Regions from separate parts of the Mus musculus genome. Here region 1 is linked to region 2. Evidence: chromatin loops called from intact Hi-C (ENCODE). Cell type or tissue: left cerebral cortex. All regions are shown on one strand. Each heading gives the region's core, and the rest is flanking DNA. Links, peaks and the distances in the headings are about the cores only.

The links. Hi-C counts contacts between places; a loop is a spot of excess contacts. Peaks named below come from ENCODE experiments on the same cell type or tissue, not always from the same donor. Only the 100,000 strongest peaks of a DNase experiment are listed, where the experiment ranks them.
Region 1: a loop joins it to region 2, with 6 times the contacts of the local background. A loop is called at or near these places in 2 of 42 quality-filtered maps.

The regions. Positions count from the first base shown.
Region 1 is chr2:116,055,750-116,071,389 of GRCm38, reverse strand. Meis2 (Meis homeobox 2) reads left to right here and starts at 6,332. Exons shown (of 12, transcript NM_001159568.1): 1 at 6,332-6,588; 2 at 7,970-8,202; 3 at 9,798-9,939; 4 at 10,659-10,709; 5 at 11,826-11,876; 6 at 12,610-12,759. The coding sequence starts at 6,577. It overlaps G630016G05Rik (RIKEN cDNA G630016G05 gene), which reads right to left and starts at 4,165. Exons shown (of 5, transcript NR_153841.1): 1 at 4,050-4,165; 2 at 3,140-3,206. In left cerebral cortex, for the core only: no CTCF peak of the experiment used is centred there; DNase peaks (open chromatin) are centred at 8,442, 8,860, 9,048, 9,509 and 7 more places; H3K4me3 peaks cover 4,718 bases; H3K27ac peaks cover 4,351 bases.
Region 2 is chr2:115,259,976-115,275,615 of GRCm38, reverse strand. No RefSeq gene overlaps it. Among named protein-coding and RNA genes, the nearest start is that of 4930528P14Rik, 76 kb to the left of the region's middle. In left cerebral cortex, for the core only: a CTCF peak has its summit at 7,169; a DNase peak (open chromatin) is centred at 7,201.

The sequences.
Region 1 (15,640 bases), core at 4,560-9,559, 800 kb before region 2:
GGTAGTAGTGGTGTGAGGACAGGGGCCCTTTCCCAGGGTAGACACCATCTAGAAAGAGCACGAACCAAGGTAAGAGGTAAGCAAGTGAGCAGAATTCTTTTTACTGTAACTTTTCAGTTATACTGCGGAGAAGGTCAAAAACAGTTCACAAGGATGAGCGGAGGTTTACGGAGAAGAGACGTTTTAAAAGTAATAAATGGCTCCAAGGGCTGGAGTGTGGGACAAACACGTTAATAGAAATGCCAAATAAAATATATATCAAAAATTCCAACTGTCAGCCAGCAGGACCAGGGCAGAAGACAACCTAAGCCCTGAGCCTTTGTCCCAATAACATAAGACTCAGGGCTGTTTCTGCAGGACCACAGCACCCTTGGAGAACAATTTACAGACAGCCCAGGAATCCTGGAGAAAGGGGGAAAGGACTTTTAAAACTCACCCTCCTTTAGAACCCAAAGGAAAGTAGTGCAGATGGAAAGAGAAAACCTGAGAGCAGAAGTGGACATGGCAAGAGAAAAAGCAAATGGATCGTGTGTTTTTGAGGTCCCACCCCGGCTAGATTCACTAATTCAAGGAAATAAAGGTCCTTCGTTCCTATTGATATTTTACTTTTAAGTATCAACCTTGTTTGTCAAAAACCCTGGCATTTCCTATGGCTAGCCTCCCGTTTTAGCAATGAGCTTTCCTTTGACCCAATGAAACCCCTCTTAACTCAAAGGAGTAAGTTATCTTCCATTAGGCTGAGCAGAACCTCCCCAATTCAAACATAATCTCACCTTCTTTCTTCAATAAAACTCTCCTTGATACGAAATATTCCAAATCAAAACATTAACTAAAGTTACAAACAAGATTAAGGCTGGATTTACTGGCTCTGGTAATAAAGCATCAATTGTTCTAACTGTTGAAAAGAAGACAAAAGGGATTTAAATCTGGTGATTTTAATACACAGATTAACACTTCAGGACCTCACAGTTCTGAGGAATGTGGAGTTATCTGTGCAGAGGATCTGGACATTGGGGAGGGGGGATATAAAAAGAACAGCCGCAATTACCACCTCAAGGAGGCTGAACAAGCACAGCTAAAATAAAGTTGGAGTTTATAAATGCTACTTCAAATTAACTCCCCTCCCAAAAGCCAATGCCGTTGGACTACAGAACTAGGGGGCTTATATTATTCCCTTAAATCCTTAATGTTACCTATAGTAACATTCCACAAGGGATCAAAAGAAGAAAGGGAGAAATAGAAAGGAGTGCTTTTCAGAAGTCTAGGAGATGCTTCAATAAGAAAGGGGGTGATTAAAAACAGACTCTTAAATTTGAGAGGCCCAATTCTCTTTCTCATTCACCCCCTTCAGTACCCCCCTTTTCACCTCCTTTTTAATTCAATGTTCCCACCCCCCACTCCAGAGCTAAGTAGCTGATTTAAGATTGTGAAGAAATAGGTTTTACCAACCATATTTGTTCTGGGGCACTTGTAAAACGCGATTTGTAGAGAGTCTTTAGCCTTCCAATTGTCTTTGAATTGTTTTTACTGAAACAGATCTTTTGCAGTTAATGAGTCCCCACACAGCTGGACAGCTCCTCACGGACACTGAGAACTCTAACCCCAAAATGACCCCAATTTGACACCGCAAGATGAAATTTTACCGCCTGTTAAAACCATTTCCAGCCTGGGCAGAAGGGGCTGACTGTTGACTGAGGTGTGCATGGCGCCTGTGACCCCCATCTCTTGTCTGTCTCTGGGGCTGCCCCACCTATTTCCCTTCACCTCAAATGTGGGAGAGTAAATGAATCCACAAAGGGTGTGGAGTGTGAAGCTCTGAAAACAAGGTGCCCATATACAGAAAGAAAAGAGAAAGTGTGGACACCTCGCTGTTGTGCAATGGCTTCTACCAGACATGGAAATCGAGATGAGGAACAGAGGCAAGTCCCTCACTATATGCAACCTATGCTGTTGTATTAATAAAAACACCCATAAGCTGTTGGATGATCACAACTTGTGGTATCACAGGGATCAGGAAAGATACTCCAACTTGATCCCCTGTGCAATGCATGGCAGTGGTAGATTTTAAAACTAACATTTAAACTAAGAGTTTTACCAATAGCGTGCATCTGTGTAACCCATCTCTTCAGTGAAAGCAGCCGCTCCTTTTAGATAAAGTGAATTTCAAAGCCAAAAGGCCTTCACCAGCATGCTATTTTCAACCACCTCACACTTCTTAACTCTAAAAGTCTCCCTAAAAATTCTCGCTTTTCTTAAAATGTCCTTCCTTTCTGCCCCCTACATCTGACCAGATTGTCCTCTTGTTTGCTTTAAGGCATTTGCCAAAATTCATAAGAAGTTACGTGGTGAAGGAGAGGAAGAGGTTCAAGTTTAAGCTCCGTCTGCACTGCCCACAGTATAAATCGGGGTTAGCATTTTTCTTTGTAAAACCCCAAATTACCACCCTTCATCAAGCCATTATTTCCTTAACGATTGCTTTAGAAAATAGAAATAATCAACTTGGATTTTTGTTTTTAACTCAGGGAGAAACTTTATTAATGCTGTTTTTTCTTAATGCTAAAGAAGTTTTACTAAATAAAGGTTACCGGGAAATTAAATCGCTTTACAATATCAACAAGCTGGGGTTGGGGTGGGGGTGGGGGCTGCGAACCGCTGTGGAAAAAAAGAGCTAAGCATGCTTACAGGAAGATGCAGAGGTTTCTCACGAAGTTGTTCTTTACAAAAGAAGCGTTTATCTCGGAAACCCGTGTTCCTTTGAAAAAGAAACTTCCTAACTGGCGTTTATTTAACCAGGATTTAAAAAGAGCAAAAATCTTACTGGCGATACTAAATAGCCAATGTTGAAATTAAGAACAATTAGAGGAATCAAAACTGAATGTAAACTCTGCCAACAGTGCTGGGCCGACAACTTGGATCCAGTATCATTCACAACTCTGTGAAGCAGAAAACGGTCTTCAGCCAGGCCAAATATTCTCTCATATTCTGTGTCTCTCCTTTCTGTGTCTGTCTCTGTGTGTGTCTCACCTCCCTCTCTCTCTTTCCCTCTCTTTTACCCTAGGAGGATAAACTGAGATTTAACTTCACCCCCTCCCAAAAAAAAAAATTCTGGAGGCCAACTTTTCCTTTTCTTTTTACTTACCTTTTCTTATCTGTCCACGAGTAATTCAGCATCAAATGAGACGGATATTTGTAATCTTGAAGTTCTTCTAGGGGGGAAAAAAGTGGTGGGGGAGGGGGAAAGGACCATATAGTCCTTCGGGTTCCAAACTGCTCTGCTGTCTTGGGCTTGAAGCGGAAAGAGAGGGAAACCCTTGGCTGGACTCTGCTCCCAGAAGGTCCCCGAGGCCGCCTTCCCTGCTTTGGCCACTGGAGCCAAACTCGCACGGGCTGCAACCCCTCTCCCGGCGCGCTCTCCGGGCCTCTGCCAGCCCCTCCACACTGTCTTTATATGTGAGGGCCGATTTCCCGCAGACATCATTGTTATGATGGCTCATTTAATCAAACTGTTTAATTGCTCTGGTAATCACTATCATCATCACAGGTGCTCAATCATTCATCATTTTTGGAGGGCTTTATTGACCTCCGGAGCTCATTCACCAGCCCTAGGAGAACGAGGCCAAATTTCCTCAGACTCCGCATGGAGTCTCGGCATGCAGTAGTTTTAGCTAGCTTGGGATGTTCAGAAGCTTGCTAGGAAACCAGGAAGATGCTAAATGGGAGAAAAACCTCTCTCTCTCTCTCTCTCTCTCTCTCTCTCTCTCTCTCTCTCTCTCTCTCCCTCCCTCCCTCCCTCCCTCTCCCTCTCCGTCTCCCTCTCCCTCTCTCTGTAAGTCCTCTCTCTCTCTCTCTCTCTCTCACACACACACACACACACACACACACACACACACACACACACACACACCACTCTACTATACCTAACCACTCCCATCCACCCCCGCCCCCATGAGAAAGTCCAGTCAAAGGCACCCTTGCAGGAGGCGCTGCTTTCTGTCACGGGATGGTTCAGAGTTGGGGAGGGAGGCCGCAGTTGAACAGCAAACCCTTACTCTGTTTGCTATTCTCTGGGCCTGGGGCCCGGAACCCAGGGCGAGGGTGAGAAGTTGGGGAGAGGGCGCGCTCCCAGTGCGTGGCTGGGTCGCGCTGCCAGCTGCCTGGTGGCGGCAGGGTGAACCCGGCTACGCGCGCCGGGTGACCAAAGCTCCGCCCCCAGCTCTCGTCTCTCGGTGATTGACGCGCAGCCGCGGGGAAACAGCAGAGCAGAGGTAAAGCCAGCTGGAACTCCGGCCAGGGATTGGGCGGGACCCCGGCCAGAACTAGTTTCTACCAAAACCTAGTCGGGTATTTACCTTTTTAACCCTACTCGCTTCCTTTTCCTTTTGGGAAAACTTTAGGAGCCAGTCCCATGGTCCCCATCCAGCGAAATCCTCCCGGTGTAATTAACTCAGCCTTTAGCCCTCTTTACAACCGCTGCGCCCAGGGCAACCACAACAAAGCTGGGCAGCCAGAGCCAGCCACTCCTCGCAAGCATCTTCTGTCTCACATGCTTTTTAATCTTTCTCCTCCGGTGCTTCCTAGATCCAAGATTCACTTTAGAGGCGCACAGCGGTCACGCGCACGCACGCACGCGCGCGTACACACACACACACACACACACACACACACACTTGTCTACATCGGTAAACAACAAACACCAAACAACTCCCTCTCCTCTAACTCCTACCCCACTAACTCCCGCCCTACTAACTCTCATCCTGCTTTCTCCCTCCAGATTGAGCCCAGGACCCCTAGACTCTCAATGGTGGTCTACACTGTCTGCAGCGCACCGAGGGACTATGCTCCGAGTTCAGCTGCTCATATCTTGTACTAGACAAAAATGAATATTGACAAAAAGGGCTCTGCATCTGCACGAGAAAGAAAGTACCACTTAACAACAACAACAACAACAACAACAACAAAAATCCTAGCCTGGCGGTGGTGCAGTTGGCGGAGCTTGCTGCTCTAGGTTGTAGTGGCAGAGTTCGGGACCTAGTAATCCGCCGGCAGAGGAAGGGGGCCGCGGAATTAAAACGAACAAAAGCTAGAGCGCCATGCCAAACATCCCCAACGCGACCCAGTTAGGCAGGAGCCAAGAGGAGTGGTGGGGAAATAAACGAGAAGTAAGTTGAAAATAAAAAGATCTGAGTCTGTACCGTACTTTCCCTGTGGCTTTCTGCAGTTTTCCTGTCTGCGCTCTCCCTGTCCTCTTCCACCTCTCTTCCTTCCCCCTCCAATCACGCGTGTTCTCTCTCTCTCTCTCTCTCTCTCTCTCTCTCTCTCTCTCTCTCTCTCTCTCTCTCTCTCCCTCTCTCTCCCTCTCCTGTCGCTCTCCCTCCTTCCCTCCCTTCCCCCTTTCCCCCTCCCTCATCCCCCCTCCCTCCCCTCTTCCTCTCCCTCCCGCGTCGTCCCCCTGGAGAAGCAGGCTTGCTGATTTGCTCCGGTCCTCTCCGCTCCAGCCTCCCCTTCCCCAGCCCCCCCCCCCCCCCCCGGGGCCGTCCGACCGCACTCGCTGCATATCAGAGGCTCCGCGCTGCGCGCTCCTCCTCGCTCCAGCTCCCCACTCTCGGGATGTGTCTCCGCCGTAGGACGGGCTATGGCCACCACGACTTCCGGGTTCCGTCATTTCGTTCTCCCGCCGCCGACCCGCGCCGCCAAACTGAGGCTCTACTATAAGCCCGGCTGCAGCCAACCTGCCAACACCTACTGACACTCACTCATCTCCCAGAGAGAGAAAGAGAGCGCGAGAGAGCGAGCGCGAGTGAGAGCGAGCGAGAAAGAGAGAGAGGGAAAGACAAAATACCTACCAGAGAGGGGGGGAGGAAGTCCAATTTTTGCAAACTATTCATTTTTTTCTTGGTTTTCTCCTTGCTTTCTTTGAACAATACTTTAAAAAGAGAGGATCATATTAGAGCTATTTTGGGGGCAAAGCTAAAAGAGGGGGGAGGGGGGAGGAAGAATTCAAGAAGCAGAAACCCCTCGCGGAGTTTTACTGGAAGAAAAAAAAAACGGGTCTGAAAGATTGCTCCTCTTCATCATCATCAACCATCATTCATTCACTACCTTGACATTCCGGGCTTTGATTGACAGCTGGAGTGGCAAAAAGCCATGAAACTCGACAGTTCGGTTACATGTGGGCTGCTGACTGGCCGCTCGTAACCTTCAGTTCGGGGGCTTGACAATTTTTTTTCTTTTTCTTTTCTTTCTTTTCTTTTTTTTTTTCAACTAAGAGGAAAAGAAGAGAAAGAGGAGTAAAGGAGGACCGAAGAGGAGGAGGAGGGGAGGGGGAGGAGGGGGAGGAGGAGGAAGATCAGGAGGAGGAGGAAGAAGAGGAAAAAAGAGAAAAAGAAGAAATATCACTGAAAAAAATTCTTCGTTTTCTTGACTGGGCTTTCCCCACCCCCCAAAAAATAACATTGGAAAATTGGGAGAAGTCTCCTTGGTTTGGAAAAAAAGGACTCTTCAACCTAGCTCACTTTCTTATCCGGACTGGGATATTAAATATACGACACATCCAGGAGTTTATTGGAGCGCAGACTGATGGCGCAAAGGGTAGGTTTAAATCTCCAACACTTACCTAGATATAAATCCTCTCCTACAGGGCCCTGCCCCATGCCTTCTCTCCCTTTGAGCTGGCTGCTGCTGGTTGCTTGATGATGATGGCGGCCAGTATTTTAAAAAATAGTAACAAAATTATTCACCGGCTTCTTTCCCCCCTGTGCCTCTGCGTGTGTGAGAGTGTGTGTGCGTGCGTGTGTGCGTGTCTGGCCGCGCGTGTCCCAGCGCTGAGCGAGCGGGCGGGCGGCGAGAGCGTGTGAGTGGTGTGTGTGTGTGTGTGTGTGTGTGTGTGTGTGTGTGTGTGTGTGTGTGTGTGTGTGTACTTGTGTGCAATTGTTACACGCTTTCGCCTCGCTCCAGCTTTTACCCCGGCAGCGTGATTCCCCGGGTTCTCTGCGGGCGGCGAGAGCGTGTGAGTGGTGTGTGTGTGTGTGTGTGTGTGTGTGTGTGTGTGTGTGTGTACTTGTGTGCAATTGTTACACGCTTTCGCCTCGCTCCAGCTTTTACCCCGGCAGCGTGATTCCCCGGGTTCTCCTGCCGCCGCCGCTGCGCCTCTTTCGCCGCTACTCGCGCGGCTCCGGGCGGGCGCGGGCTGCGTAGGAGCCGCCGGCGTGGGGCCGCGCTGCCTAGACTAGCCCCGGCTGCTTGTTTTGTCTCTGAAATTGACAAGGACGCAGGGAATCCGCTGCTAAATAATGTTTCTGGTAACTTTCACGTTATTCCTCCCCACCCTCAGCTCCTAGCCCCCGGGGAGGCACCGACCCTAGTCTTCCCTTGTCCTTGCCGTTCTCGGCCTGATTATTAGCGTTTTTCTTCTCTTTATTTTGTTTCATTTCGCCCTTTGATTTATTGGATCTCCTGGAGGAGGCGAAGGGGGGTAAGGGGTGGGATCCGGGGCTTCCTTCTCTTGCTAACTCCACTTCTCCCTGGGTTGGCTCGCTGGGGTTCTGCAGCCTCCAGCGGGAGCGGGGCCTCCCTGTGCCCCCCCACCCCCCACCCGGCGTCCCCGGCCTCTCCGCCTGATCTGCCTTCCCTGAATGCTGCTCTCGGCTCAGACTTTAATTTTAAAATTTACGACATCCTCTCCCAACTTTCAAATCTGTTTTTTCTCCTGGTTTGGTTTGTAGTGTGTTTAACTTGTGTCCGGTACTTTTCTTTTTTTCTGACTTTGTTTTTATTCTCTCTCTCTCTCTCTCTCTCTCTCTCTCTCTCTCTCTCTCTCTCATCCGTCTTTACACCCCCTATCTCTATTCCATCCCCACTCCTCTGTACCCTCTTTTCTTTGCTCCGGGTTCCTTTGCTTTCCTGCCTCTGCCCCCCTGGGTTCTCTCTTACTCTGTGCCACCGCCCCCTCCTCTTGCCCGGGCTCTGACAGTACGATGAGCTGCCCCATTACGGCGGGATGGACGGAGTAGGGGTTCCCGCTTCCATGTACGGAGACCCTCACGCGCCGCGGCCGATCCCCCCGGTTCACCACCTAAACCACGGGCCGCCGCTCCACGCCACGCAGCACTACGGCGCGCACGCCCCGCACCCCAATGTCATGCCAGCCAGCATGGGATCTGCTGTCAACGACGCCTTGAAAAGAGACAAGGACGCAATCTATGGGTAAACCGACCCCCGGACCCAGCTTACTGTGTGTGAGTGTGTGTGAGTGCGTGTGCTTGTCTCTGGTGGTGATGGTGGTGGTGGAGGTGGTGGTGATTGTGGTGGTGTTAGGGTGGACCAGGGAGGCTAAGTGGGGACTTAATTCTGCATGAGGAGACAGACTGCTTGCAGTAGAGAAAGACAAGGGAGAGAGCCTGATCTTGAGTCAAAGACCAGAAAAATAGAACCTTCTCTGCTCCCTTGGTTCGGCCTCTCCAGACCCCACGGTCCAATGTAAGAACTGAGTCTTTAAATCTTGCCGGCCGGGCCTTCTCCCCAAGGACACGAATCCTGGCCAAAAGGCACAGGGCTGGTTGTCTCGGGCTGCCTAACACAGGCCTTGATTAAGAGGAAAGTTTTCTGCAGCCGAGAAAAAACTTCCAGTTGCCCTTTCTTTCTTCTTTTCTCTCACTCTTTCTTCTTTCCTTTCTTTCTTTCTTTCTTTCTTTTTCTCCCTCCCCTCCCCTTTCTGCTTCCTACTGAGGGCCTGGGAGTCACTAAACGCAGCTTGAGCTGGAATCAGGGCAGCTTCTGTCGGCCAGGAAGTCCTAATCACTCACTTCTTAATTCTCTGTAAATAAAGGGGGCAGACCTTGAAGTGCAGCGGGGTGGAAGAGACTGCCGCTTACACACACAGCCGTTCTTGGGAGTCAGGGAAATGGCTGGAAATTATTTTATATTCGGAGAGATTAGGGAGGGGTGGGCAAGCACGGTCCAAGCGAGTACTAGCCCGGCTCTTCCGGCTGAGGGTAGGTGGGGAAGGCGGCGGGATGCCGAGGGGAGGGGACAGTGGGTAAACAGCAACTGAGCCTAAAGCCTGAGGCCTCAAGCATCCCGAGGTGTAGCTAAGCCGCCCGGAGGAACACAAAGGGCGTACGCGCCCGGCACTCACACTTCTAAGTTTTGAAACGCGGTTTATTTATTCTTGTGAGCTGCAACGCTGAGAGAAATGTGGTCTTTCGATGGAAGCTCTTTCTTGTTTAACATTCTTATTATTTTGGCCCTACTACCGGAGCTTTACTGGAAGCAGAACAAACAAGTTTATAAAGCAAAGGGTGGAGAGATGAGACCTTCTTAAAATCGTGAAAAGTCTCTCTCGTGTGGATGTTGGTGAAGCCCTCCGCCGGGTCTGAACCGCCCGTTAGATCAATTCAGAATGGGAGTGGGGGGCGGGAGGGCACCAAATAGCGCTCCCTGCCCTGGTTTGTGTGGCAGGCGTCTCTGGAGTGGGGTCTGGATCTACTCCGAGCTCTAAATTGCCTGGCCTTCTTGCGTATTTCATTACTTCCCAACTGAGTATATGTTTACTTGGCGGGCTAAAGTGGCCGGGGGCTTCTCCGAACTGATCTGAAAAGACCTGTGAACCCAGGGAAAAGGCCAGGCTGTTTCCTTTCTGTTTGTGGCCCAGGCTCGGCTGATTGAGGGTGTAGTGTGTTGCGTGCCTGTTGTATTAAAGAAGGAATGCAAACCCTCCAAACTTGTTGATTACAGTTCTTGCTCCTTCCCCTCTGCACCCCATCTCCGTGCGTGTGTCTCTGCGTGGCGCTGCCCGTTAGGCACCCGTTGTTTCCTCTGTTAGCTCTGGTTTTTGAGAAGTGCGAGCTGGCGACCTGCACTCCCCGGGAACCCGGAGTGGCCGGCGGAGACGTCTGTTCCTCTGACTCCTTCAACGAGGACATCGCGGTCTTCGCCAAGCAGGTCCAACCTTCTTGACCCGCTCACCCCCCACCCCACAGAAGCCCTCCACTCCCCCACCCCCTTCCTCCGAGTTTGACTTGAAAGAGGAGGAAAAGGCAAGACACCCGATCTGTTTCTCTGGCCCACTCGGCACTCTGCGCCTCCTCCCCACCCCTCAGCCTGGAGGCGAATTGGAAAGGGAGATAAATATGGGTGTTTGTTTTTCCCCCCAGCCAGGAATACAGGGGCTCGACCCTCGAATTAAAGTTGACCTGCTCCTAATCTGGGGCTTGGCCTTTTCCCCGCCTGCAGCTACTTGAACAAGAATTGGGGAGAGGGGCTGGGAGGGACCTGGGAGTGCCCGGGAGCAAAGGAAACAAGGCGCCTGGCAGTGAGGTCTGCACAGGCACCGAGGTGCTGGAGATGGGGGGACCCAGCCTCTGACCCGGCTGCAGAAGCGGGTACTGAGGATCTACGAGCCGCCTTGCCTACCCTGCTACAACTGAAGTAGAGTATGGCTCTCCCCACCAGATCAGGACCTGAAGGCCCTGCTGTTTCTCCAGCGACCCAACTCACTTAAGACACCAATCTGTTTCTTGAATTTTACCAAAGCCCCTGTCCTCTCTTCTGCCCCTGCCCTTCCAGAGAACCGGGTCCCACAACCCAGAGTAGTGGCCGATAGGGTTTTTCTGTTTTTAAATGGGCTGAAGATTCATTCTGACTTTCCCTGCTTCCTATAGGTTCGCGCCGAAAAGCCTCTTTTTTCCTCAAACCCAGAGCTGGATAATTTGGTAAGGCTCAATGTTTCTTGCTTGTCTCCAGCCTCGGGGCCCCGTCCCAAACTCAGAGTCACCCACTTGCTCCTGGAGCTCCATGGAGTTTCGGCAGAGCCCTCCTAGGAAAACACAGGGGAAGAGACTTATTTAGAGCCCCTACGTGGAAGGCGAGCCAGGGGCGGTATGGGCCTTAGGGGCTAAGAAGCCCACCGAGGCAGCCGCAGGCGCCGCGGCGCAGAGCCGAGTAGGGATGCTTCCCAGGTCTTGGCCTCGAGAGTAAGCGGCAAGAAGGGAGTGATTTCCTCTACAGGCCGGGGGAGGCATTGGAGCCCCAGGCCGCTGCCCTGAAGGAAGTAACTGCTCCGGCAGTGGCAGCGAAAGGCGGGCTAGGACTGGGTTGGGGGTGAGGGGCTATCCTGCGCAGGCCACTTTTAGGTGCAATTCTTTTGCTAATTTGCAGGATTTCAATATTAAAAGTACTTAAATCCCCTTTCAAAGGCCCAGCCTCTCCATTCATCTGGAGTATTTCCTTCTTCTGAGAGGAGGTTTGCTCTGAGTCTGCAGTTCTAAAAAGGCTTTTCTGTCCAAAGAAATAGCTCTCTTCTCTTCTCTTCTCTTCTCTTCTCTTCTCTTCTCTTCTCTTCTCTTCTCTTCTCTTCTCTTCTCTTCTCTTCTCTTCTCTCTTATTTTTCTTCTATTATCTCTCCTTCCTCCTCCTTCCCCTCCTCCTCCCCCCTCCTCCTCCTCCTCCAATTTGACCTGAGGTGGAGGGTAGGAGGAGACTGTAAAAGAGGAATGGGGTGGAGTAAGACCTGGTGGGAGAATGCAAGCTGTACCAACACCACACTGTGAGGACTGGGTGGGGTGGGGGTGGGGTGGGGGAATTCATACTAAGGCTGCCTGTATACTAATTCCCACTACTGTAGCCAATGAGGCAGAGATGATCAGTAATAATTTGGTTTTCTTATTTCTTGGTGTGTGAATTTTGCCCGGCCACCTGCTGGTTTCTTCTTTCTTTGCCCAATTTCCTCAGCACACTGACCTTCACACACACACACACACACACACACACACACACACAACTTGCATGTGTTAGAACCCTAACTCTATCCTATTAAATTTCCCTTTCAGATGATACAAGCAATTCAAGTACTAAGGTTTCATCTTCTGGAGTTAGAAAAGGTAAGCAGGAAACAACAGTCCGAATTTTGATTCTCTCAACCAGATGATTGGAGATGCTACAAGCCTCCAGACTGAGGGATTACACATCTGGAGATGTTGATCACGTTTTTATTTCCCTCCTTTATAGACTTCTTAACCCAGGGGCTCAGAGGATATGGGAATCAGGGCAGCTCTGACTTTTAAAGCCCCCACCCCCAGGCGCTCAGGATTATTTGAAGTACAGCAAGAGCCATTTGTGTTGCTGGACACAATGTCTACTTGTGTCTCTATTAGCTTAGCTTATCGTGGACCCAGTGCTCTTGCTAGGTGCAAGCAGAGAGAAGAGTCCTCTCTGGGGTGTCTTTGCCTTGATACATAGATCAATCATTTCCCCAGGAAACATACACAACAGAATCACAAATGTCCCTAATTCTAGTGTTTAAATGCTTCTGAGTTACCAAATCACACTTTCATCTCTGCTTCCCCAGTCTGAACTCAGTTACTTCCAGTTCAGTTTCTTTCTTTCTTGTAACTTGTTGCTCTGGGGAGTCTCTGGAGGATAATATCTATTGCCACAATTGCCCTATTGTTTCCTTGCCTTCAACTCTTACACCCCTTAATTAGAGTTATTTTGGAAGACATCACATTGTTGCTCTCTACAAATGTAACCTTGCAACCTGATATTCTTCCCCTTTAAAAAATGAAACCTATAAAGACAACCTGAGCTGAGCCCTCGCCATGACCCTCCTCCTAGGTCCACGAACTATGTGATAACTTCTGCCACCGGTACATTAGCTGTTTGAAGGGAAAAATGCCCATTGACCTCGTGATTGATGAGAGAGATGGAAGCTCCAAGTCAGATCATGAAGAACTTTCAGGCTCCTCCACAAATCTCGCCGACCACGTAAGTCTGCAGAGCCCGTGGAGTTCTCTGAAGGCCACTGGGCAAAGCATTTTTTTTTAAATCGTTTAGTTGCTTTTGGAGTTATCTCTCCCTTTCTCACTATAAGTGTCATGGCCTTTCTTTTGATTTCCCCTTTCTTGGACCCTGTTCTTATTTATGGTGAGAGTCTAAGAACCAGGGAGTTGATAGAATAATTTGTGCTCTTCATGTGTGAAGTTGCCTGAACCTGGTGGCTTGGGAGTTAGTAAATTCTCTTTTGGCATGACGGTCTCAGTCTTTTCTGGGTTCTTTCTGTGTGTAATCAAGGCATAGCAAGAGGTAGCAAGAGACAAGACAGTTATCTGGAAAGGAAGGAATGGAGAGAGAGAGAGAGAGAGAGAGAGAGAGAGAGAGAGAGAGAAGCAACTGAGAAAAGGGGGTGCCTATTTCTTTCCTAGAGAAGACAACCCTGAGAATTCCTGGCAATTTTGTCTTGCATTGACAATAAAAGGAGTGAATGAACACATTACAAGTCTCAGGACTTTTTGCTCATAGAAACTTATTGTCAGAATATGGTCTTATTGCCAAGTGCCTGAAGCATCTCTATAATAAAAGACAGCAACCTTGATGAACCAATTTTTTACACTGTATTACAAGAGCTGAAGGGAATGAAGGCTGAGTTACCGTAGGTTAGTGTTTGAGCTTTAACACTTTAACAGTTGGTGGCTGAGGATGGAGAGTGTGGAAGATACCCGTGGATGTCAAGCCAGGAAAGGAGATTTCTATTCTCTGTTCTTATTCTTATTTTGGAACTGATCTACTGAATCTGATGGGGTGGAGGGAAGCATATGTAGTGATACTCGAAATCTGTAGAAGAAGCAAAGAGAAGAAAGATTGCAGCTGGCAGGGATGAAGGGGAAGGCAAGGGTGCTGAGGTTAAAGAGTGGGTGTGAATAGCACTGTATTTTGGGGAACTCAAGCCGGGAAGTGGGGGACAGGGTATCTATGCATTCATTTGAACTCACAACCTAAACGACATAGGCCAGTGTCTGGGTAATTTCATGGCTTAAATATTAATTTAACACCCCAATAGAAGTTAAACAGGCATTGAGGTTTGAAGGCAGTTTGCATTACCCTCCCTCAAATTCCTGGGTCTGAAGAGGAATGAAATGCGCTACCTGAGGAATAATAGCTTTTCTGTGAGTTCTCTTTTTCCTCTACTAAAAGTTTTGAAAAGAAGCAGCCATTGATTTTAAAGACTAACCTTTGTACTACACAAGATAGCAGCCTAAAAGTTCAAGATAGTGAAAGAAAGATAGGATGCCCAGTCCTGTAATGAAATGAATGGGCTGCTCAAAGCCCCTCTACCCGTCCTGATCCTTACCTGTTTCCAAAGCAATGGAGGAAATGGTCTCCGAGCAGCCTTGTACCTTGTATGTATTAAGTGAATTCAAAAAGGTGTGGTAGCTATTGGCATTTTCTTTGCTTCTCTGTGTCTCAACAGTGTGTGCCCTTGTGGTCCAAGTGACATGTTAGCTTCATAAGTATTGCTTTATTTTTGTCCTTTACTTATTCCCCTCGCTGTCTGTTTCTGAGCTGTATGCATTTGCACTGTGGGAGTGGAGATGAAGAGGGTTGGATTTACATAGTTTGCAGCACGAGGGGTCCCTAGTTCTTCCTACTTCGGAAGCTTATCTGGTGTTATTTTGTGTGGTCGTGACTACTTGGTTTTCGACAACAGTTTCTTGACAATGCTTTTTCTGGTGGATGTATGGAGTCAGGTTGTGCTGATGTTTACGTAGAAGAAATAAGATACTCCAGTCGGTTTAGAGTTTTGGCTGAAATTCAGTGCCAATTTGTGAAGATATCGTAATATTTAAATACAGACTCAAATAGAAGGTGGTACCTAAGAGAATAGCGCCTGAATAATTTAACAATTGTCATCTTTGGATAAAAGAGTCAACTGTAGCATTTGTTGCTACCCTTTCAAGCCCCCAATCAAGTAAATATGACAACTGATTTATTTTGAATCCATGAGGGCTTGCCACCTCATTGGGCGTCATAATTTAAAGCCTTTTATTTCCTAGAGATCTGAACTATAGCATTTTTGCTTTAACCCCCTGCTATTTGTTTTGAAACGAAGCAATAATTTGTTCCACCAGCATACGGGGTGGGAAATGGAGAGGTCTGCCCCATGCTTGTGTTTCTTGCGGGACAAGAGAGAAAGCCTTGAAGGCTCTACAGTGTTTAGGTACCACACGCATATTGACCGAATCTGTGGCTAGGCCACCCCCTCCTACCCCACAAAGGGCACCCACCTAAAGCTTTTCACCCTTTCCTACAAACTTGTCATCCCTCAACCCCTCAGTCACAAGAGGAAGAAGAGACCAGAGAACCCCTACCTGAAAGGGATGTGAGGGGGCATTTTCAGCATATAAATGTGTCCAATTTGAGTCATCAGGTTTATTTTTTTTCATTTGCTTTGATATGCATATTTAATGCCTTGCCCCAGGCTGGAGCTCATTTGCTGCGTGCTGGCGCAGGGGTGATGATCAGCCACTTCAGACGGACCCAGACAGCGTGTTGTTTTCTCTGTTTTATCTGTTGGCCCACTATTCTGATCTACTGAGCTACCTCGTGGTTTTATTTGCACATGAAATGCCGTGAGCAGTTCAACTTATTGGCTATGAATAATGACAGCTAAAAAAGAAGTGTAGGTTCATTTATTGTGTGCCAAGGTTTCTCTTGTGGAGGTGACAGTTTGTGACAGCTGTTTGACACCCCAAAAACACATACACCTCTATCCTTATTAAGTGGTATCAAGCTACATTGTGTGTGTGTGTGTGTGTGTGTGTGTGTGTGTGTGTGTGTGTGTGTGTGTAAGAAGAGCAGGCAAGAAGAA
Region 2 (15,640 bases), core at 4,869-9,868:
ATATACAGAAATCTGAAATCTTTTACAAAAGAAAAAATATTCCGTTTTGTGTATCTCTGGAAAACTCATAATTTTTTGTGGACATTAGTTATGTAACTCTTTTATATCTAAGGAAATATCATGGTTTGTATAAAGTATTAATAGTATTGTAACTTATGAAATATAGAAAGTGTTTTTATAAATTTTACAAAACTAACCTACAGTCCTGATAGAAAATATAGTTTTAAGTGGTCATGTGCAATTCATGACTGAACAAATATCCTTTTGACTAAGTATATTAAATAAATGTGAACTTTTGGTGCAAATAAATGGAATTGTAGCATATGAAGGGGAAGTGTTCCATGCTGTTGACCAAGAGATGAGTTTGGAATTAAAACTGAATACTATATTACTACAATGTTACAGTATTCATCCTAACCAGAGTCAAATAGCTAACTCTTGTTCAATAGATGTGATGCTGCATTCTAATAACATTCCAAACAAAAACTTAGCCACTTGCAAATATCATTATTTATTTTGTTCCATTATGTGTGAAATATAAAACGCAATGCATTTCCATTAGCTCTAGAGAGAAAAAATGTTTATTTGTTTTCAGAATCACTGACAAAATATCCTAAAATTTTTGGTTCAAAGCATTGTAATAAAGTCATCCTATGACATTTTAAGTGGACCCATAGAAAAGAAGCTTTTCCTAGTCTAGATTCAACAAGGGAAGAAAGGGGTTCATCTTTCTTTTCCTTTAATTTTTTTATTGATTATATTTGTCATTTGACAATTTCATACACATATATAGTGCATTCTGTAACACTCACACCTTTTTTTCCTTATTTTCCCTCCTTGCTGTCATTTCAACCTTCTGCACCCAGGCTCTCTGCCCACAGTCATGCTTTTTTGCTTTGTTTTGTAACTCACTGATTTTAACCAGGACCATCATGTGGCCCTACTTTTGGACTGTCCACAGGATCCTGGTCCACACTCAGTTTTGTGGAGATTCAATGCTGGTAACTATATATATTACATGAGATCATGTTTTTAGTAACTATATAATTCCTTGAAGATAGAATTTCTATGTCCTTTATCTTCCTGCTTTTATATCCTTTCTGTTTCCTCTTTAGCAATGTATTGTGAGACTTGTAGGGTTATAAAAATGTTCTGTTTAAGGCTGAATATTGAGTGTTATTAATTTTAAGCACCTTGAATATCCATGAGTCTCTACATTGACTGCTGTTCATTACAAAGAGAAGCTTTTCTGATTTTGGATGATAATAGTGCTTGCATATAGACGTAAACATAAATATTTAGATTCCAGTTTGGCATTCTGTCAATTTAGCTAAAGAATAGTAACATGCTATACTTTAGGGCTCATGATTTCTTCATATTGTGGGTTTCTGAGAGGGCACGTATTCCTTCCTAAGTAGAGGGCCTTGTATCCAATCTAAGAGTTGTTGAATACTGCTATAACAGTTGTACCACTATTGTAGCAGTGACTGCTTCTTTCTAGACAGGCTGGTACTGTAGTTTATATAGATCATAGATTTTAACAGAAAGTTAAGTTTTCTGGATTCCAACAAATCTGTATCTTGCAAAATCCTTCATCACATATACTTCAAATATTTCTCTCCTCAAATTTCAACCAATTATTCAGTTTCTGCTCAACTTCTTTTGTAGTTATTCTTGGTTGACAAATTAAATCCTGCTTGACTAGATAACCAAGCTATCAGAGGTTTGACTGTATCAACTAGTGTTTATAAGATCATTCTTTACTCAGTGTAACAATTCCAAAGCTTTATTTTCTGCATGCATTTTCAGACACTCATAGAAAATGACATTTCAACAGATGCATTGGCATCGGATGACCTAGTTACAGGTGGCCAGTTCACCTAGTCCACCGGGGTTTCAATTGCCTTCCTAGAGTCCAAAATAATTAGTTGTAACAGGAAGGATATTTTGTAACTCACAGACATTTGATAGAAGTGATCTATATAAATATATACCTGTGACACCAATTGGCAAGCATGAGTATAGGTTCATGTTTTCCCAACAGTGCGAACAATGAAACATTTTAATCTTGGTAGAAAATAGAAGGAAAAAACCTACAAGAATCATCCCAGTTACTTCCTCATTTTTATATCAAAATAGAAGGGGATGTTTATTTTGGCTCATGGTACAAGGGATATAATTCACCATGGAAGGAAAGGTGTGGCATGAGGAGTCAGTTTGTGCACTGGGATGATCAGGTAGCAAAGAGAGGTGAGTGTAACTGGTTTACTTCTTTTAACTTTTTTTTTATCAGTGTAGATCTTTATCCTGGACCCCATCTATCCTCAGTAAACCTTTCAGGAAACACCCTAAAAGGCATGCCCCAAAGTGATTTTCCTAGTTGATTCTAAATCTGATTAAGTTGACAAGGAAGGTTAACTATCATAAGGATCAAAGCTCTTGAAAGATCAATCATTTTCTTGTCCTTATCATCTGTGTCTTCTTCTACAATTTATAGTTTGCTTTACATCTAAGGTATGCTATGGCACTCCTTGACTTTGGCATCTATCTGGTCTGTCATTTACTTTCCTCTTGAGACTATGGGTTTCCCCATCATAATGAAGTCAAGCACACTGACACTTTTGATTTGGACAAATGGTGCAATAGCTCATTGATGACACTCACAAAAGTAAAAATATCACGAACATTACAGATGTTAAAGCAAACTGTGCCTCTTAAACACCTCGTGAGATTTGTTTCTGTGATTGGTGGCCAGTTGAGTACAATAATTTTTCATTATATATGCATTAATGTAAAATGCAGATTTTATGACTTTATTATATCTTGAAGTTTGCTGTTGAAATATTTTCCCAGTACTATTCCAAAATACAAAGAAGGAAGCAAAGCATTTAGAAAAAAGTCAAAATATGAATGTTACTTATCTAGAGTACACATGACCTTGAGGGCTGGGGGAATGGTTGCAGTACAACACCTAGGCTACAAATGACACAAGAATTCATATTCCAATGGCAGTAATCCATTTGAAGGAATTAAAAAAACATGATGAAAGTGAAATGATCGAATATAATCATCTGCATCAATTCTGTCTTCTTTAGCAATCGTTATCTTTTGTAAGTTATACTTTTGGCCATTTGCATGTACCAACTTTGAACTGTCAGTAATTCTCTAGTTTTCTAGCATTTTAGAATGAGATATTTATCACATAACATGGCCTCTGCCAGCTATTTTGCATTGCAATTACACATCAGGCAGACTTTAAAGAAATCATGGGATAAAACTACTTGTGGAAATTTCAAATATTTTCTCTTCTATTTGCTACTTAAGTATGGTAGGTTGTTAGGAGAATGATGTGCTGATTCTAAGGTTCCAGTCACTGGTTGCTACCTTCCTTTCCATAGCACGACCTGCTCAAGAATTATGGAAAGCTTTTTCTTTTATCGTATGAGACAAATGCAGGCAAGATAAACCATGAGTTCATCTGCTGTTTATTTAGGTGCTCAGAAACTCTCAAGTTTCCATGAAAGTATGGTTCTAATACAGAATAGGAACTTGTTATAATGTACAAGCAATCTTCTATGTATGAGACTGTTTTTGTTGTTGTTGTTGTTGTTGTTGTTGTTGTTGTTGTTGTTGGCCTTAAGTAACCCAGGCTGACCTCTGCTTTGAAGCAGAGAATGAGATTGAAGTCTGATTCTGCTGCCCCTGTCCCATTATCACCACATTTAACTTTTGGGGTGCAGCAGATTGAACCCAGGCTTCACAGATGTTGGACACGCATCTTATCCATTGAGCTACATCCTCAGCCCCAAAATGAGATGTTCTGTATACGGAAGTTAGTATTTATATGACAACGCCTCAAGATTATTAATGTCGTAGGAAATTCAGGGCAGTTACATTGGGAATAAATTGTTTGGCATCTTTTCTACAAGGAAGTAATAACACCTATTCTTCCCTACAAGGTCTATTTGCTTTCTAAGAAGCTATTTGTTTCCTAAGTAGCTGTCCATAGGATTGTACATTGGTTATTAAGTGGTAGTGATGGCTGATAGATAAGACTGGGCTTGTACATCTGTATTCTTCCCTATGTTAATTAAAACAAGTGAGACTGCAAAAGCCAAATACCACAAGTTTTCTAGGTAGAACCTAGACTTAAAATTATGTATATATGTATGCATGCATGTATGTATGTATACATATATAGAGAGAGATACATATATGCATATATATGTATGTATAATATTTTGTTTGTGTGTGTGTACGTATGTGTGTATGTAGGAGATGAAAGTAGAAATGGGATCTTGAGAGGAATAATCCTTCTTAAGGAAAGTGGGTAATGTGGGTAGTGGATGAATGAAGCACATGAAATATAAGAGCAGTACAACAAAAAGGGAGCCAGGTGGATGGGGGAGGGGAATGAGAACAAAACATGACACGCAAGTATGAAGATGTCATGATGAGTCCCCTTGCTGTGCATGTTAGCTTGAAACATTAAATATGTTTAAATTGCTATTATGACTACTAAAAATTTAAAATAAATTCATGACATATTTTTTTGATTTAAAAATTACACACTGCCTGGTGTTTACTTCCTCATCTACTCCATGAAGAAACTGTATTCAATCTGGAAGACACCATGGTTATTAAATTTTTTTTAACTGCTAGTGATTTGTGAGTCATGTACTTTCCCAAGCATTTCTTTGCTTGTAGTTATTTTCATCCATTTTTATGAGATGTTTCACTGTCTTCTGATTCTGTATTCCTCTGTTTGTTGTCTCATTTGAGTGCATTTTAAAAGCCTGAATATAAGATCTTGTAAAGAGTTGCTTCTTTTTTCTTTTTGCCTTTTTGCATTTTTACTCCTATCTCTTTAGACTGTGAAATAGGAAATACATTTTAAAAACCCCTTCCACGTCTGGATCCCTCATGTTTGCAATGCCTTGCTTTGGAGTTGGTTCTTACTTCCTTATCCTCTTCCTGCTTCATTTTTTTGTGACCATCCTGAGCTTGTCTTTGGGAAATGAACATTTTGTACACTCGACTGTTCTGCACTTTTAGTCAAAGTCAATAATTTTAATTCACGTTTGGAATCCTTTCCAACATATATTGTCATCCTTATTTGTTTTTCAATTTTAGGTAGCATTTAATACATCTAGTTCTGCCTATATACTCATGACCTTATGTCCCAAGCGGAAGTGTTTCTCATTTCTACCAATCTCTATCAATTCTTGTGTTCTCACTCTGTTCCTAGGTCATGACACCATCACCTGTAAAGTCTTTGCTGGTAGAACATCATCAGTGTTCTTGGTTTATGCTTCCTTCTCATTCCTTATATATCATACCACTGTCTTCATTGCCACAGCATCAGCTTATACATTTAACTGCAGCTTGTATCCTGCCATCATGTCTAAGGACATGGTCTCTTGAAAGTAATACCATGTAAGAAGAGGTCTAAAGATCAAGGATGCTTCTGGGAAGGCATATTGGTTTCTCTTTTCTCAACTGATCATTGGACTAGGCTTCTGACTTGCTCATTTGCTCCAGGTTTATCAGAGTAGGATGCATGCAGTTGCAAAGAAAGAGATGAGAGTACAAAACCAGAAAGATTAGCAGAATGCATTTGTATTTGCCATCAACAGAAGATTCCAATTCCTTATGTGTCAGTGGGTATTACAGAGGCCAGGAGGTTAGGACAAAGGATTCAAAAACAAGTCGAATGCTGTTTTTACTGTGGAAAGCACTACAAACTCTGGAAGCTATTTAGGTAAACCTTGCCTTCACACACAGAGGTGTTAATTCAGGCAGAAATGCAGAGGTAAGCACTTGAGTCTGCCTTAGAATTAAGCCTTGAATGTGTGATGAAGGATCTGTATCAGGTGGATTTGCATCCCAGAGCATACTTCAAACACCCTCCCATCTCCCAAATAAGATCAAAGGTGAGACAGAAGAATAAGAAATGCTACCTGCCCATTCCATCTTCAATTCCCCTCAGCCACATACTTGGCCAGATATGAATAATTGAGTATCTTTAAATGTGGCAGAAAGAATATGTTTTGACTACAAAATAATTGAAAAAAAAAAGAAGTATTTTAATGACAAAAATGCTTGAAAGATTTAAAACATATCTAATAAACATATTTTTAAATTTTAAATTAATATAATTTTACATGTAGTAGTGCTTTGTTTGCATGAATATTTGTGTGAGCTCAGTGCTAGCAGTTTGAAAGAAGGCATTGTAGCTTATGGTACTGGAGTTAAGATAGTTGTGAACAACCATGTGGAGTCTAGGAATTGAACCCAAGTCCTCTTGGAGAACAGCCATGGACCCTCTATAAATTTTTTCATATATGTTCACAGAACAGGGAAGTTTGACATAGTGCAAAGGGGTAATTGAGAAAAAAATGTACTGTATTTTCACTGATCAATCAGAGACATCTGAACAAGCTACTTAGCTATAGTCACATTGCCTAGTTTCCTGTGTGTCTGTTCCCTGCTTCATTGAGAACTCTGTATGTGGTTCCATATATTGTACACATGCTTAAATATTTTTGTTGACTGAGTGAAGCTATGCATACCTGAATGGGTCAACATTTAATTGAGTATATGGTGGTAAAGTAGAAGGCATAAAAATTGGAGGATATGGGGAAGAAAACACAAAACCCAATAATCTCTCTCTTGAAAGAAGCAAGCATTTGAGAGCTACTATTTATTAATTGATAAATTCACAAGTACTTAATTGCATGTACTGTATCTATTGCCTTCTTGTCAGGTCTCTTTCTCTTTTATCTTGAAACTTCCTCCCCCTATACTCTTTAAAGACACAAGGCTACCGTGAGCTTTAAGATGCCAGTTGTATTCCTTGGTCACTATCTATTGACTTGTTAGTTCTGTGTGCTAACTAATTATCATTTAGCTACCATAAAGACAGTATGTAAAACTGAGTTTTAAGAGATCACTATCTTTTTAGGTCACGTTTTCCTTCCATGTCTTAAAAATGGGATTCTCAAATCGTCACGCATAGTTCCTTATCATGTTTTGAACCCAGTGACATGACTCTTTACAGGTTTAGACTCACATCCATGTGGCTCTTTCAGAAGGTCAAATCTGTGCTACTTTTAAAAAGAAATTGCACTTTTCATTGCTTTCCTTTAGAGCTGCAAACCAACACTGCCATCCACTGTTCCTTTGAATAATCTTCTCCCCATAGCTCTCACCAAGATGCTTTGAAGAAAATACGGATGACAAAAATCAAGTCTTTTGAACGGACGGGGAGCTCATTGATTTTAAGCAAGTGACACACTAAATCATAAAAGAACCAGACATCACGACTCACCTTCCTTTTCCAAATGCCTACACGTGGAAAATACATTCACACTGTGACCAAGCTGACAAGCAGTATCTAAAGTCAGTGTTAGGCTTGAATGGGAAACATCTCTCAAATGGCTTATATCTGAACAGTTGGCTCACACTGTTTGGTGCTGTTTTGGCAGGCTGTAGAACCTTTAAGAGGTAGGGCTTAGCTAAAGGAAGTAGGCTTCTGGCAGAAGGCTCTTATAGGTTATAACCTAGTCTGGATCCTAGCCCCATCTCTCTTTGTTTTATGATCCACTGGAATGAACAAGCTGTGTGAGATATCTCATCATAGAGCCAGTGGACTCAATTGCCATGTATTTTTGACGATGAGTGACCATATCTTTCAAACCATTAGTCAAAACAGGCCTATGATCCCTTAAATTGCTTCCATCAGATACTTGATCTTAGTGATGAGAAAAGTAGCTAACACAATTTCTTTCTGAGTCTTATAGGAAGGGAGAGTCATCCATTTTCTTCTTGATCATGATTAGAGTTGCTTCATAGGCTCTGTAAACTCAGGGCTGGCTCTCAGTAACACCCTAATATTTCAGGGTCAAAGCCAGTCTTCTCCAAGTGGCGGGATGTCTGTGTCTTTTGTGTCTCTGTGTCAGAAAAGTCCTACCACACTTGGAGGAAGAGCACACATATCTAGACTCAACCTCCTGACTTATTTCTTTATATTATTCCCTATGCCTCTCCCATGTTTATTATATATCTAGCCTTAGCTTTATTCTATTCTCACTTGAACTTTCAAAATAAGAAAATTTTAATGAAAATTATGAAGAATTTAAAATATTTCTTTTGCAATTTTTTTCTTATTAATCCTTCACATAAAGTGCCAAAATTTGAGGCCAGAAGTGTCATTCCTGAAATGTCTCCTGGTGAGCTGGTTCAATCCTTTGCCTATTCAGGTGAAGACACTGAGACCCAGAAAAAGCAAAACACCCTGGCACAGAGTCACCAGGAGACAAGGCAGGTAGCAGAAGTCTAGTCTTTAAATGTTGCCAAAACCAACTTCTAGCAAATGTGTCTCCCAGAAGTGCCAGCCACCTCTCTGCCCTGGAGTGACAGAGCATCATGGGTGGCATTTTCAATAACAACCTTTCTAAGAGTGTCTTTGTTCTTTCCTGCATCTCCTCACCTCTCTTAACTTCCTCTTTTGACAGCAGGATATTGAGGCTGGGAAAGAGCAGGCAATGTCCACATATCTCTTCTATTCACCCAAGGAAGGCATGCAAGTTGATGGCTTATAGAGTACAATAGAGGACAGACAGTAGGAGTGCCAGTCTTCATGTCCTGATATAGTAGGAGGACAACTGAAGTTGTTTATTTATTTGTTTTGCTTTTTTTACTTATTTAGATTTATGGTTCTTTCATCAGAAGATCACAGTTCCTTCATCCATCCAAGCATCCAAGCATCACTTATATTTGAATTGTTCTTAAAATTTATGCAGGCCATATCTTTCTTATTATCTTTTGAGATGGTCCCAAAGTAAGCTGAGTAGATGTGTTAGAGAGGCAAGCGGTCAACTCAGTGCTCGCTCAGTGCTGTTCCTGCAGGGATCACACTTGCTTTGGAGACTTAGAAATATCTACCACTATATGGTTCCTTAAGTCAGATTCCAGTTGGTTGATGTGTTTGCAATGTTTGCTTTATGGATTGACAATGTGTGGGTGTAGGGTTGAGCTGTAAAAGATTTTAGTACAGAAGGTAATGACACTGGAGTGTTATAAGGAATGTCAGTTTATTTACTAATAAAATGTTTCTGTGTAGATTATTGCCTAAGATAAAAGTGATTTGGATAATTTACTGGAGATTGATGGGGAAAAATATATTTTGAAATACAGGACACAGTGAGAGGAAAGGGCAACTAATTATCCCAGCTATGAGAAAAAAAGGTAAAAAGGAAATAATTATTTAGCCAAGTTATATTATTTAACAGGCATTATAATGAGTTTCAAACTTGTTATCTCATGTTTGATCTCTGGAAAGTTCTGAAATTAATCATGAGTGTACCCATTTTTAGATGAGCAAACAAAGGCTAGGACAACAAACTACACAGAGGTCATTTATTAGGAAAGTCACGATGGAGAATGGACTTGGTGCGTTTGTGCAGAAAGCTTACAGGAGGAAAGCAAACTTAAGGATAAATTAGCACTGCAGAGCTGACTGGCTTCTCTGGAAGAGAGAAGTAATGCAAGCTATTGAGGGAAGAGACTAGGAAGATAGGAAATCGGAATGCTAGATGAAAGTTGCTAATTTCAGGGCTAGAGATCTGGCTCAGAAGCTAAGAGTACTTACCTGCAAAGGACCCAGATTCTGTTTTGGGCACCCAATGAGGCGGATCATAAGACCCCATAACTCTACTTCTAAGGAATCTGCTGCCCTTTTCTGAAATTTCTGGGCACCTGAATGTATTGCACATAAATTCAAACAGTACCTCCTACACACATACATATAAATTAAAGTGAATTTATGTTTTAAAAACTTGTTAATTAATTTATTTATTACATCAGAAATAATGAGTGATTTTTGATATAGGAAGAGTATTGAGGTGTGTTTCAGGTAAAGATATGTTTCAATCATGCATGAAGAGAGGTGGAAGTACATTGTTACAGCAGAATATTGAGATTGCTATATTCTAATGATCCTGGTGACAGGTTTATTTGTGCTCCATGGGTTCAAATAATCTTATTTATTTTTCTGGCCTGTTTAATTAGTATAGTCAGATAAAAAGTTTTTTCTTATCATAAATCTTTCCCAGACAAATTAGGCAATTTGTCAGAAATACAGCCTAAGCGACTCTCCAAGTGCACCATCTACCATTTCTGCCTTCATTTAGGTTCCAAACCAAAAGTTCTGAACACTCTATACTCATACCAGGCAGGAATCATCTGACAAATTTTCAAAAAAATTTTATATTTTAAAAACATATTTTGGAATATTCTATAAAATAGCATGATTACTGTCATATTAAAGTCCTCACTAAGAATGATTAGGAAAGTAATTTGATTTAAAAAAAAAATCATGTTCACCAGTGTCAGAGAGTGGCCAAGCCATGGATGAGGGGCCCTAAGAAGGTGAAGATGGGAAGACACAGGGAAGTAGAACAATATTTTAAAATGTTTAAGAATTCCAGTTATATCCTCAAAGTTGGGATACACAGGAAGGCAACTGAGTGGCTCCCCCTAGGCCACGGGTAGTAGGTACCAGACTGAATGTCACCTAAGACAATGAAGGAGCAAGGTCTCATAGTCTCATGCTCGACTTCCCCTTTCTGCTATGTACTAACTAAAATCTGGACTATGTGAAGGTAAGCAGATCAGCTGCAGACAGAACAGCAGAGCACACTTTGTCAATCTTATGGCCAAGAGTCAAATGTTCATGTCCTTCCACAGAAAGTACCCTTGCAATATATCAGTTTTCCATTTGAAACCCCTGGAGAGCTATGACATCTAAGTTGATGTGAACCAAAGTACACCATCTCCACGTCCCTGCACTCCCGGTTCAGAGACAACCAGCATCACTGAAGATGAGCACCGCCTCTCTAAAATTCTCACGCAGAACACCTGGAATAGATTCTAAAACCACTTTGCCTGATTGAAAGACAAAGTAAGGAGAAGCAGTATACTGTAAGACCATAAGAGTCGTAACCACGAATTATCCATTGATTGGATATCTATTTTAAATTTACAAAGGATATTAATAATAACTTTATAGACATGGATAAAAGATGAAAAGTTATAGATGAAAAGAGGGAGAATTTATAAATATGGACTCTATAAAATAAAAGGAAAACTTATATATGAAATAAAAGTTTACAAAATTGAATCAGTAGCTATATATTCAGCTACCTATTCAAAGCATTAGAAAGCAAGATTTGTGAACTGGGGGCCAGTATAATATAAACTATCCATTCTGAAGCATAGAGAGCAAAATAATTATATGTGTAGAAAAGAAAACAGGAAACTTTTAGTGTTGCTAAATATAAAGCTGCAAGATGCATTCAAGTATTTCCTTGTAGTGAAAAAAAAGTTTAACAAAGAAATATTGACACATAAACCTTCTGTTTAACCTCTTAAAGCAATGATGAAAATCTTTGAAAAATGACATTGTATGTAAGTAAGCTTTTAGTAATTTGTGGAGACGCATTATGAAATAGATGGAAAATAGTGTTCAATGAAAGAGGAAAGAGTCAAACTTTCTACTGAAAAAGCCTATGTTGAGTGTCCATGAGGATGCTTCCAGAGACCATTGACCTGTGAGCCAGCTGAGTGAGGAAGCCTCATGCTGAATGCATGTGTGTACTTGAGCATCAGTAGGAGCCATGGTCGGAATGAAAACGCAGAAGGGGCTAAGCTTATCTATTTTTCCTTTCCTCCCAAGAAAGCACGCTCTTCTTCTACTGCTAGCATCTTTGACATTAGACTGCAAGCCTTTTCTCTTTGACTTGATCTTGTACCATCAGCCCAGAAGACAACCTTAGGTGTTGTCTTTCATCTTTCATTTTGTTTGCGACACGTATCTGCTGTTCCCTGTTGCATACTCCAGGATAGCCAACCAATGAGCCCATGGAGAACCTCCTGTCTCTGTCTCCCATAATACTAGAGGGTCACTGGCAAAATGGCAGAATTTTATCATCACTCCAAACTCAGTTTCCTCCGACTTAAGCATCTTTATCTCCTGAGCAGTCTCCATAGCCTGAGGTATTATAAGATTCTATGACTAGTAGCTCTGTAGATTGACAAAATCAGATTGAAAATTTATTTGACTATTTCTTTTAAGACAGAAACACATGGAATTTTGTTATCTGGTAAACATGAGCATAGTAACTCAAAGTTAATCTCCCATATGTATGCTTAGAAACAACACATATGTTCACCAGAGACATTGTTTTTTTTTTTTGGGGGGGTGGGGGGGAACAAGTCTCACTATGAAGTCCCAAATGGTTTCACACTCATAGTTCTCAGCTTCCTAAGTGCTGGGATTGCAGGCATTTCTCACCATGCCTGGGTCAAGGCATTCTCAATAATACTCCAGTCAGTCCAACTATCTAGATAATGTATAAATATGTCTTGGTAGATTCATAGATTGAAATCATATGGCACCATAAATGGAAAAATCCATAGCTACACACAACAGCATGTACTAAAATCACAAATACTTGAGTCAAAGAAGCCATTTGTGAAAGAGAGACTACAGTAAGTACATCTTAACTTTTGTATATTCTAAAAATGCCTTAAAGTGACCAGTGCTATAAAAAGGCAGTAGGGTCATTATTGTCAGATATGAGGTATAGTGACTAACACGTTGCACAAGCTTTTGGAGTACGGATAATGTCTTGTCACTCTATCTTGCTGTTGGCCACAGGTATACCCATTTAGTGACCATCCTTTGGGCTGTGAACTGAAGGCACCTGCATGCTTCTGTGTGTAATTAAGAGTCTTCTTATAAAGGATTGACCATATACTGAAGACACAGGAAATGAGCTACGTGACTCCCCTCTATGTTTCAGTTTGCTTGCTACTGTGGTAAAACATTCTGACCAAAGTCAACTGGGGGCCTACTTTGCTTATTCTTTCATGTCACAGTCCACCATTGGAGAAAGTCGATGAGAATTCAAACAGGGCAGGAATTTGGAGGCAGGAACTAGAGCAAAGTCATACCTTTCTTATAATAGCTTGGTCAGCCTACTTTCTCATACAGTACAACCTCCACCCCAGAGCTGGTACAGCCCCCAGTAAGCTGACCTCCCATATAAATTATCAATCAAGAAAATTTCCTATTGACTTACCAAAGGTAATTAAAAGAGGGACTTGTTTTTTGTTTGTTTTTTTTTTCAGTTGGGCTTCCTCTTCTCAGACAACTCTAGGCTATGTCCAGCTGACAATAATCTAACAAAAAAACCACCTTATATATTTACTGTCTTTCTGCTGTAAGTACTCTTCTGTCATGTGCCTTGAAGAATTATAGAGAGCAAAAGGAGTAGCATGCTGACTATTATGTTCATGGTAGCCATCATGCCATAGAGTCTACACACACTCTAACCTAAAACCAACCAAGGTTTCATTACAGAAGAAAGTTTGTTGGCTGTTAATTATTTGGAAGAAAATAAAACAAAGCATGACTAAATTGCATAATCATAATAAAACCATCATCTAAAACTTCTGTGACTGTTCAAAAGGTATGAATTTGCCAAATAAAACCAGTGTCTAAAAATGTGTAAGCCATCTTTGTTTGTGAGGCAGTTGAGTAAGTCAGATAAAATGTACTGGAAATACTGCTTTTGTAGGATTGCTCAGAAGGATGGAAGTTGCAATAGAGAAAACATGAGCTTGATGTTCTGTTCTTCAAGAACCAATCCATTTATCCAGGGATGCAAGAGTTAAATCTGCAAAGCAAAACAACGAATTGTGTCCTAATTGCTAAATTCTGTCATGTATTGCATAGGTAGAATAAAAAACAAAAGATGCAGAGCAGAGTGATAGGAAGGCTCATTGGAGGAGGTGGGGCAGGAGCAGGCTTTGTGGATATGATTGACTAGCAAAGTTTCTTGGAGATCTAATTAACACAGGTTGTGTTGGACAGCTGAAGATTACCTGTTCTGTAATAGTATGAATTGATATCATAAATGGTTTCGATGCCATTATGATGTATCATGTGTAAATAATTCATGCATAGACTAATGGAGCCATACAATGGAACTGCAGGGGTGTTACAAATTAGAATTTATGTGCATTGACATAGCAGTGGGTAGAAGCTGGTGCACTGCTTGCCCCCTTCCCTAGTCACAGTTCCACATTACTGCCAGTACCAATAACCAATAATGTGTATGTGTGTGTGTGTGTGTGTGTGTGTATGTGTGTGTGTGTGTGTGTGTTGGGATGTGATATGTCTATACATGTCACTCTTGAATTATTAGGTAAACAAGATTCATATAAGCACTTAATTTACAAAAACTCATCCTCAACAAAATTTATACAATAGCCACATAATGTATGCTCAAAGGAAAATTGGAGAAAGAGGTAAAAATTGAGGTGATGTAGAGTTTAAGTATGACTGACATTTTGAACATTACTTTGTGACTTCTCTTCACGTGGAATTTTAGTTGAAGATCGAATTTTGTTGTTTGAAATACTAGGTATTGTTAGAGAATCTCTTGGATAAAGTCACTGCTTCTCTCAAGTGGCTGTTGGATTTTTATTCTGAAATTATCAAGACTGGTGTGATTATTTTAATTATCAACTCGATGGGATTTAGAATAGCTGTGGAAACAAATTCCAGAATAAATAAATCTCTGAGAAATAGTTGTAAGCATACCACAGAGTTGGGGACCTACTCTGAATTGAAAGAAGAAAGAACTCTCAGTCAAAGCACTCTTTGCTCTCTTCCTAACTACGGATGCAATGTGACCAGCCATCACCTCTTCCTGTTCGCATAGCTTCTCCCCCATTAAGGACAGCTTCCACTGATATTAAATGAAAGAAATAATCCCCTAACTTATATTGGTTTTGTTGGCTCTTTTGTCACAGCAAAGAGACAAGAAGCTAAGGCAACTAGTGTGTTGGCTAGTGTGTCACACAAGCTTGTGTCTTAACACAAACTAGACTCTTGTGGGAAGAGGGACCCTCAATGAGAAAATGTGACCATCAGGTTGCCCATAGGACATCTGTAGGAATATTTTCTTGATTAGCTACTGATGTGGGAGAGCTCAGCTCACTTGTCACTGGAGGCAATGCTAACCCTGGGCAGGTGGTCAAGGGATGTATGAAAAAGCAGGCCAAGTGAGCTGTGGATAGCAGCCTATTCCATGACTTCTTTAGTTCCCACTTCCAAGTTTCTGTTTGCAGGTTTTATCTAGACTTCTCTTAGCGATGGACTGTATGCTGTAGATGAAAGAAACCCTTTCTTCCAGAGTTCCTTTTAGCCATGTTATTTATCACAGAAATAGAAATAAACTAGGAAAAGGGGTATGTTAGGGATTTTTTTTGCCTTGCCTTTTTCCTCTAAGAGGGAGAGAATTTGCGTAATGTAGCCAATATTGTACCAATGTAACATTAAAAAATTAGGAATTTCCATATTTTACTTTTATTAACACAAGAGTAAGAAAAGCAAAACACTCCACCTTGCTTATAGTATACATGCCGCTGTCTTGTATGCAAACAAAGCCGGACATATACGGAGTGATTCTGGAATATTTTATGATGATTTTTCTTATGCTTGATCATTAGTATGTCCCACAAGAAGAACTCAGTTCATATGTTGGGATTTCCATGTTCACCCAACAAC